Linked DNA regions of Mus musculus: region 1 is linked to region 2. Evidence: chromatin loops called from intact Hi-C (ENCODE). Cell type or tissue: left cerebral cortex. All regions are shown on one strand. Each heading gives the region's core, and the rest is flanking DNA. Links, peaks and the distances in the headings are about the cores only.

The links. Hi-C counts contacts between places; a loop is a spot of excess contacts. Peaks named below come from ENCODE experiments on the same cell type or tissue, not always from the same donor. Only the 100,000 strongest peaks of a DNase experiment are listed, where the experiment ranks them.
Region 1: it touches region 2 in a loop (2.0-fold over the local background); 2 of 42 quality-filtered maps call a loop at or near these places.

What each region holds. Positions count from the first base shown.
Region 1 is chr1:51,400,498-51,403,415 of GRCm38, reverse strand. No RefSeq gene overlaps it. Among named protein-coding and RNA genes, the nearest start is that of 9330175M20Rik, 68 kb to the right of the region's middle. In left cerebral cortex, for the core only: no CTCF peak of the experiment used is centred there; DNase peaks (open chromatin) are centred at 1,280 and 1,679.
Region 2 is chr1:51,457,855-51,460,772 of GRCm38, reverse strand. No RefSeq gene overlaps it. Among named protein-coding and RNA genes, the nearest start is that of Nabp1, 19 kb to the left of the region's middle. In left cerebral cortex, for the core only: a CTCF peak has its summit at 1,584 (motif pointing left); DNase peaks (open chromatin) are centred at 1,482 and 2,451.

The sequences.
Region 1 (2,918 bases), core at 157-2,656, 57 kb after region 2:
TCTTATAATCTAGTTGTTTTCTTGATGGAAGATCCTGGAAAGTAAATGCTTACTCAGGTGAAACTTAAGGAAAAGTCAATATCACACAGTTTTCAATGTTTAACAGGTGAAAGGAAAGAAAAGAACATAGTGATGAGTTGTCTACCTCATTTGTTGGTTGTGGGCATTTTTGTTTGTCTGTTTTGTTTTGTTTTTAGCCAAAGAAACGCAAGGTCTGTTTACATCCTTCATCTTCTAAGTATGGTAAGGGATTCTAAGCTGTAGTGAAAGATTGAAGAAGATGCTGGCAAGGCGTAAGGCTATCCCATAGGAGCAGGTCAGAGAGCTGGGCAACTCAGATTAGAGCGAAGCCTCAGGTATCCCAGGGAGCATTCCTGTCTTGCCTCCACTCATTTATTTAGGAATGAAGAAGCTTCCCTGGAAAGTCTCAAAGATGAAGTCACTGAGCAACCATCTTTGTAGTGACTGGGAAGACCACTAGTCGAGCCTGCTTAGAGGGTGTTTTGAATACATGTCGTGCAGAGGGACTGCAGAGAAGACAGGTACACATATGAATTCCTTTGGCAAGGGGTCCTGAAAATTCTGGATCCATAAAGCTAAAATATGGTAACCAACGAGCTTGATGAATCAGTGGCACGCACAAATGGAAGGTCACTATTGACTTAAGATATTGCAAATTGCAGCTGAGTCAGCACTCTTTCAGTGACTGACAAAATTGAGATTAAGGGGGACAGAGCTCTTTGGAAAATAAGAAAACCTGAAAGATTCATTTGTTTTTTAACATCTTTATTCTCGTAGGTTTACTTCGTATTTCTTTAATTGCTCAATCTTAAAATGAACTCAATTCTGATACATAATAATGTTTTTAATATACAAAGTTAATTTTGAAATTTATGTATTTGACCCACTAACAAATTTCTTCTCTCACGTGTACAGACCTGTGAAACAAACTTGGTTGAACAGACCAATTAGAAGAGGAGTTATTTCCACTAGTGTACCGAGTGTAACACTAGTTCCTGTTGCCACTTTGGCCTCTAACTCTGTGCACATTTCTGCTTCTTGCATCATGAGTTTCAGATTTTTGTGCAGATTTTTTATGGTTCCCTGGATCTTTGGTTTTTAAATAGAGTAGCATGACACAATAGTTCTTGTAAAAGGAAAAAAAAATTGGCTGCAAGAACTGTCTAGCAAAAGTAAGGGCATGCCTCCTAAATAAAGCTTGTTTTTAAAGCTTTGGCAAGTCAGAGCCATACCCCACTGCTTCTCTTGGTGCCCTTTGCTGGCTGTGTATCTTGCTCTTCTGCCTGCTCATTCTTGTCATACCTGTCACTCCGATTCATCACATGCACTGAAACCTGACCTTAGCTTCTGTCAAACTGAAAAAGAAACTCCGGTGCATTATATAACGCCTTTAAAATTCCTGCATCCCTTTCCTGGGGTAGTTGGACTGATGCCAAAGAGAAGCCACTGCGAGTGAGACATAGTGCTCTCATCATGTATGTGGCTACAAAACTACACTTCACCCAGCTTTATATTCTCTTTCCTAGAGAGTCCCAGGCTTATTAGCAGCCCCATTCTCCCCACTATGACCTGGCTTCTAGGTGGACATATCTATTCCATTTCCTCGGCAGCAACTTTCTGACCTGTTTGCTGAGGATGCCAGAACAGCATAAGGAAGGCTCTGGAAGTGAGCAGAAGCATCCCATCTCTTGAAATTGGCAGAGAAAGATGGTGAATATGTAAATATTTTTAGCTGTCAAATAGACTTAGACTAAGTATAATGTAGATTTATAAATTAGACCTTGCATAGGAAGAATAGGTTGCTACCAATCCCTCCTAGTTCCAATGCTTTTTCCTCAATGCTTCTTGTTTCATACTTTCTCCTAAGCAGTCCTTGGGAGAAAGTAAAAGCTGAGGGCTAGAGGCTGCCTGTAGGGATTGACCAGCTCTTCAGAGGAAGAGGGCTCAGGTTCACTCCAGTGGTTTGTGAAAACAACAAAACAGATGTTGACTACCATCCTAAGTAGAGGCCTAAGTATGGGACAAAATTCTAAGCAAGGAATTCACAAGGAATTTATGATAGGGTGCTACATCCACTCCAGTAGTGACTTGCTTGACAGGTTTAGAAACCTGGAAGTCACAGAAACTTAGTCTCCTGGAACTGTGGCATCCCATAGCACGTATGCTCCAATTTTGTTTGTCCTTGCAAATGGATCTGTGTGCTCTCTTTCAGTATTGTTTTATTATAGGTACCTCCAAGCAATGACTTGCCAAATACCTAAACAAAATCTAACTTTGCTTCCTGGCCGTCACCAATGCCCTAGGTTGTCCTTGGCTTTGAATTCAGTAAGAATGTTACCTATTTAGTACATTTGAATTGCCTCTAGTCTTGTAAGAGAGATAGTGAAAGAAATCAGGCATTACTATCTACTACATAGAGATAGAAATCTCAGAGCAAGCTTAGCAATGTAAGTTTAAAATTCTTATTATAGTTATGTATGGCAGACTACATTACTTATTAGTAAAATAGTCCCCCCCACCCCCACACACACAATCACTTAGAATAAAAGCCAAGTCGCTCCCATATACAGGAATTTACAGTGGTTTAGGAAGTAGATTGGGCTGTGATTTAAGGAGACTAGAGTATTGCATTATTCATGAGAAGGTTAGCCAGAGCGGGAACTCCCTAATTAGAGCCATAGCTTGGGCGTGAAAGCCCTTGCCCCGGGAGTGTAAAGACCTCACACCTGGCTTCTAAGAATATAGCTGACCTTAGATAGAGCTGACTTTGTCTCAGTTGTTTTATTGCCCACTTCCTGCCAGTCTTTGTGTTTGCATTCCTCTGTTTTGTGTAAAGAGTCATAAGAATCTGGTAACCTTGTACCCTGCTGATGTGTCACCTAACTTCCCTATTTTCT
Region 2 (2,918 bases), core at 166-2,665:
GGACCAAATTGGCAATTCAGCACATAGTAGGGCTGGCCTTCCATAGGCACAGCTTTCAATCTGTGGGTTCTGCAACTGTGAAGTCATCGCACCATGAGGAGTGTGTGTCTGAATTGATCATGGACAGACTTTTTCTTGTATTATTCCCTAGACAATAAAATATAATAACTATTTACATAGCGTTGAGAAGTGTACGAGTTGCCACTGCATCAGAACAATGAATACAAAGTCGAATAAACTGAAAAGGCAATTCTTCCTAAAACAGTAGGAGCAGTAAGGTCAGAAGGCAAGTCAATGTCCCTGAAGTTGGTGTGAGAGGCACAGAAAATCATACCAGAGTGGAAACTCAGGAACAGACAACTCAATGGGAATTAATGCCCAGCTGGAGAAAGCCTGCTCAGGAATCGATGGAAAGCTGGAGGTTCAGCCTAAAGAAATCTTAGATAAAAAACAAGGAGCTCATTCACTGGGATCTCCCAGTCCCTTTTATTAATTCTTAGAGAATTTCTTACAATGTGTTTTGATAATATTTACCTCCATCCCTTGACTAGGTAGACCTTTTAGTAGACTTGTTGTTACTGAATAAAAAGTCTATGCCTGAGGATATCTCCATAGAAACATTGAGAACTGAAAAACTCTGGGAAAAGTGGGGAGAACACATACCCCAAATAGCAGTTCCCTTTTAAGCAGTATAACTATGCATGGTGGGGGTATTAAAATGAAGGTACTGAAAGATCACAGTGTCATTTTGAAGTTTGGGTTGTTTGTAAGTATATTTCAATCTCTGCAGCAGCCACTGGGGTGGGGGATGGAGGTCTGAGATTCACTGATGTGCTAAGAAAGATGAGAAAGTAAGAGAACCTTTGGGCCTCCTGTCTGTATTGGTAAGGTGCTAGTAGTGATGGCTATCACCGTGCTTTTAACAGGGAAATTCAAAGTCAAGCTTTACTAGTTAGCAATAAGGCATTAATGAACACCGGGCAAGCAGAGACTAGCAGAGTAGGAGGTAGAAGGGTGGGTCTTCCTCTAAGATGGAAGTGGAACAGCTGAGGAAGGAATTAGTCCAGAGGAGTCCTCTATCTTTTGAAGGTCCTCACTCTTTCCAAACACAGAAATTTTATTTTGACTCATGTGTATGGGTATTTCTAGTCACGTGTGTGTGAATGCAGCATGCAGATTCTTGGAGCTGGAATCACGGGCAGCCGGTGCTGGGAACAGAGTGTGTGTGCTCTGGAAGGGCAGCAAGCGCTCCTAACCTCTGCGCCACCTCCCCAGCCAACAGCTGCCCTTTCTTAGTCCCGGAGTTGAGTCCAGATCTCCTGGGGGAGTGTGCTGTGGTCTGCTGATGGGCAGAGAAGTTCATTGAGGTGGTTCAGGCTTGGGGCTCAGCAGGTGGGTTCTGGCAGCCTGGAAGGCACCAACTGGGTCTGTGTAAAACACACTGGGAAACTGGCTGAGCTAGACCTGAGGGACCAACCTTTGGAGTGTTGGCAACACTCCCCAGGAGGTGAGCACTATCTTGTGTCTCCTGAGTTCCTTTCCAGTCAAAGAACTAGTGTCCCTCCCTCCAACAGTCTCTCTGCTGCCCTCTACTGGTGAAGCTTTACATCTTACCACCTGGGGAAAAAGTAATAAAAGAAGTAAACTTGTAACTAGTGTTGCGGTCTTGACTTCGACTTGGCTTCAGAAGGACCACACCAGACCAAATAGTTCCACGGGAGGTTTATTGGGCGAGAGAGGGCAAGGTGGCTGCGGGAAGAGGGGGAGGGTAGATGGGGGGGGGGGGCTTTCTTCATATATGGGTGATGACGTAAAGGTGGGAGGTGAGCCAAGTGGATTCTGGGAATATGGTGGTTGTTGCCTTGGTAACAGGTGTTCGAGTCTCGCCTATGTGATGTCAGGGGTTTCGGAGGTCCTAATACCAACAACTAGCATCTCTATTGAAATACTTATATATGCAACAACAAGACGTCTGTGGTTCAAACCAATCATGAAGGTAGAGAAAGAAGCATTCACACAAGCAATGATAAATACTAAAGAGGGACTGTAGAAAGGGCTCAAATATATTCTCCCCTTCCTCTTCATTTTAAGTATAACACCTTAAAATGTGAATTGGCATGTTTCTGGAGGACACCGAAGCTTTATCTAACAATCTAGGGTTGCTTAGAATGTGGGGAGAACTAGAACAACCTCACATGGATCCACTGCTGGGAAGGTGGAGATAGCATCCTGGCTGATTGTGGGACAGAAAGAAAAGTCTTTCTTGGAAAGCCTTAGGCTGACATCAGGAGGCCACACAAGCTTAATCCTTACATTGAAAGGGACTGACAACATAGTTTCCTTAGTGGGTTTAGGTATACCTAGACTATTCTAAGTACTAGTTACGTGTTTGCAGTTACTAGCTATGCTAATGTATTTTCTGACAACGAGCCTACGCTCTGCTGGCAGGGAGCTGAGGTGCCAGGAAGCTGACAACTTTACACTCCCGATGCTCCTGAGTCTACAAGCTAAGAGAGGGGTGAATAACCCAGTGTGCGTCACTGCTGCTGTTGTCATCCTTCACTGACACCAGACTCCAGCTTCTTCAGATTCCAACAAGACTCCAGGAATCTTCTGCAGACCAGATTGGGATATCGAAAGAAAACAGATGTGTGGACTGAGGTGATATCTGCTTCTCAGCCTCTCCGCTCTAAAGATGGACATTTTTTGATTACCTGGTATATATCTTGTGAGCCAATGTAGTGAATCTTTGTTCATAACGTGTATGTATTCTATTGGTTCGTTTCCTTTAGAGAACCCCATACAATGCAAATATTGAATTAAAAAAATAGCTCACTGGAATCCAGCAAATTATTATTGCACTACAAAACTAAAGTAGTTCCATAAGATCAGCCAAGGAGAGGCTGGAAAAGGGATGG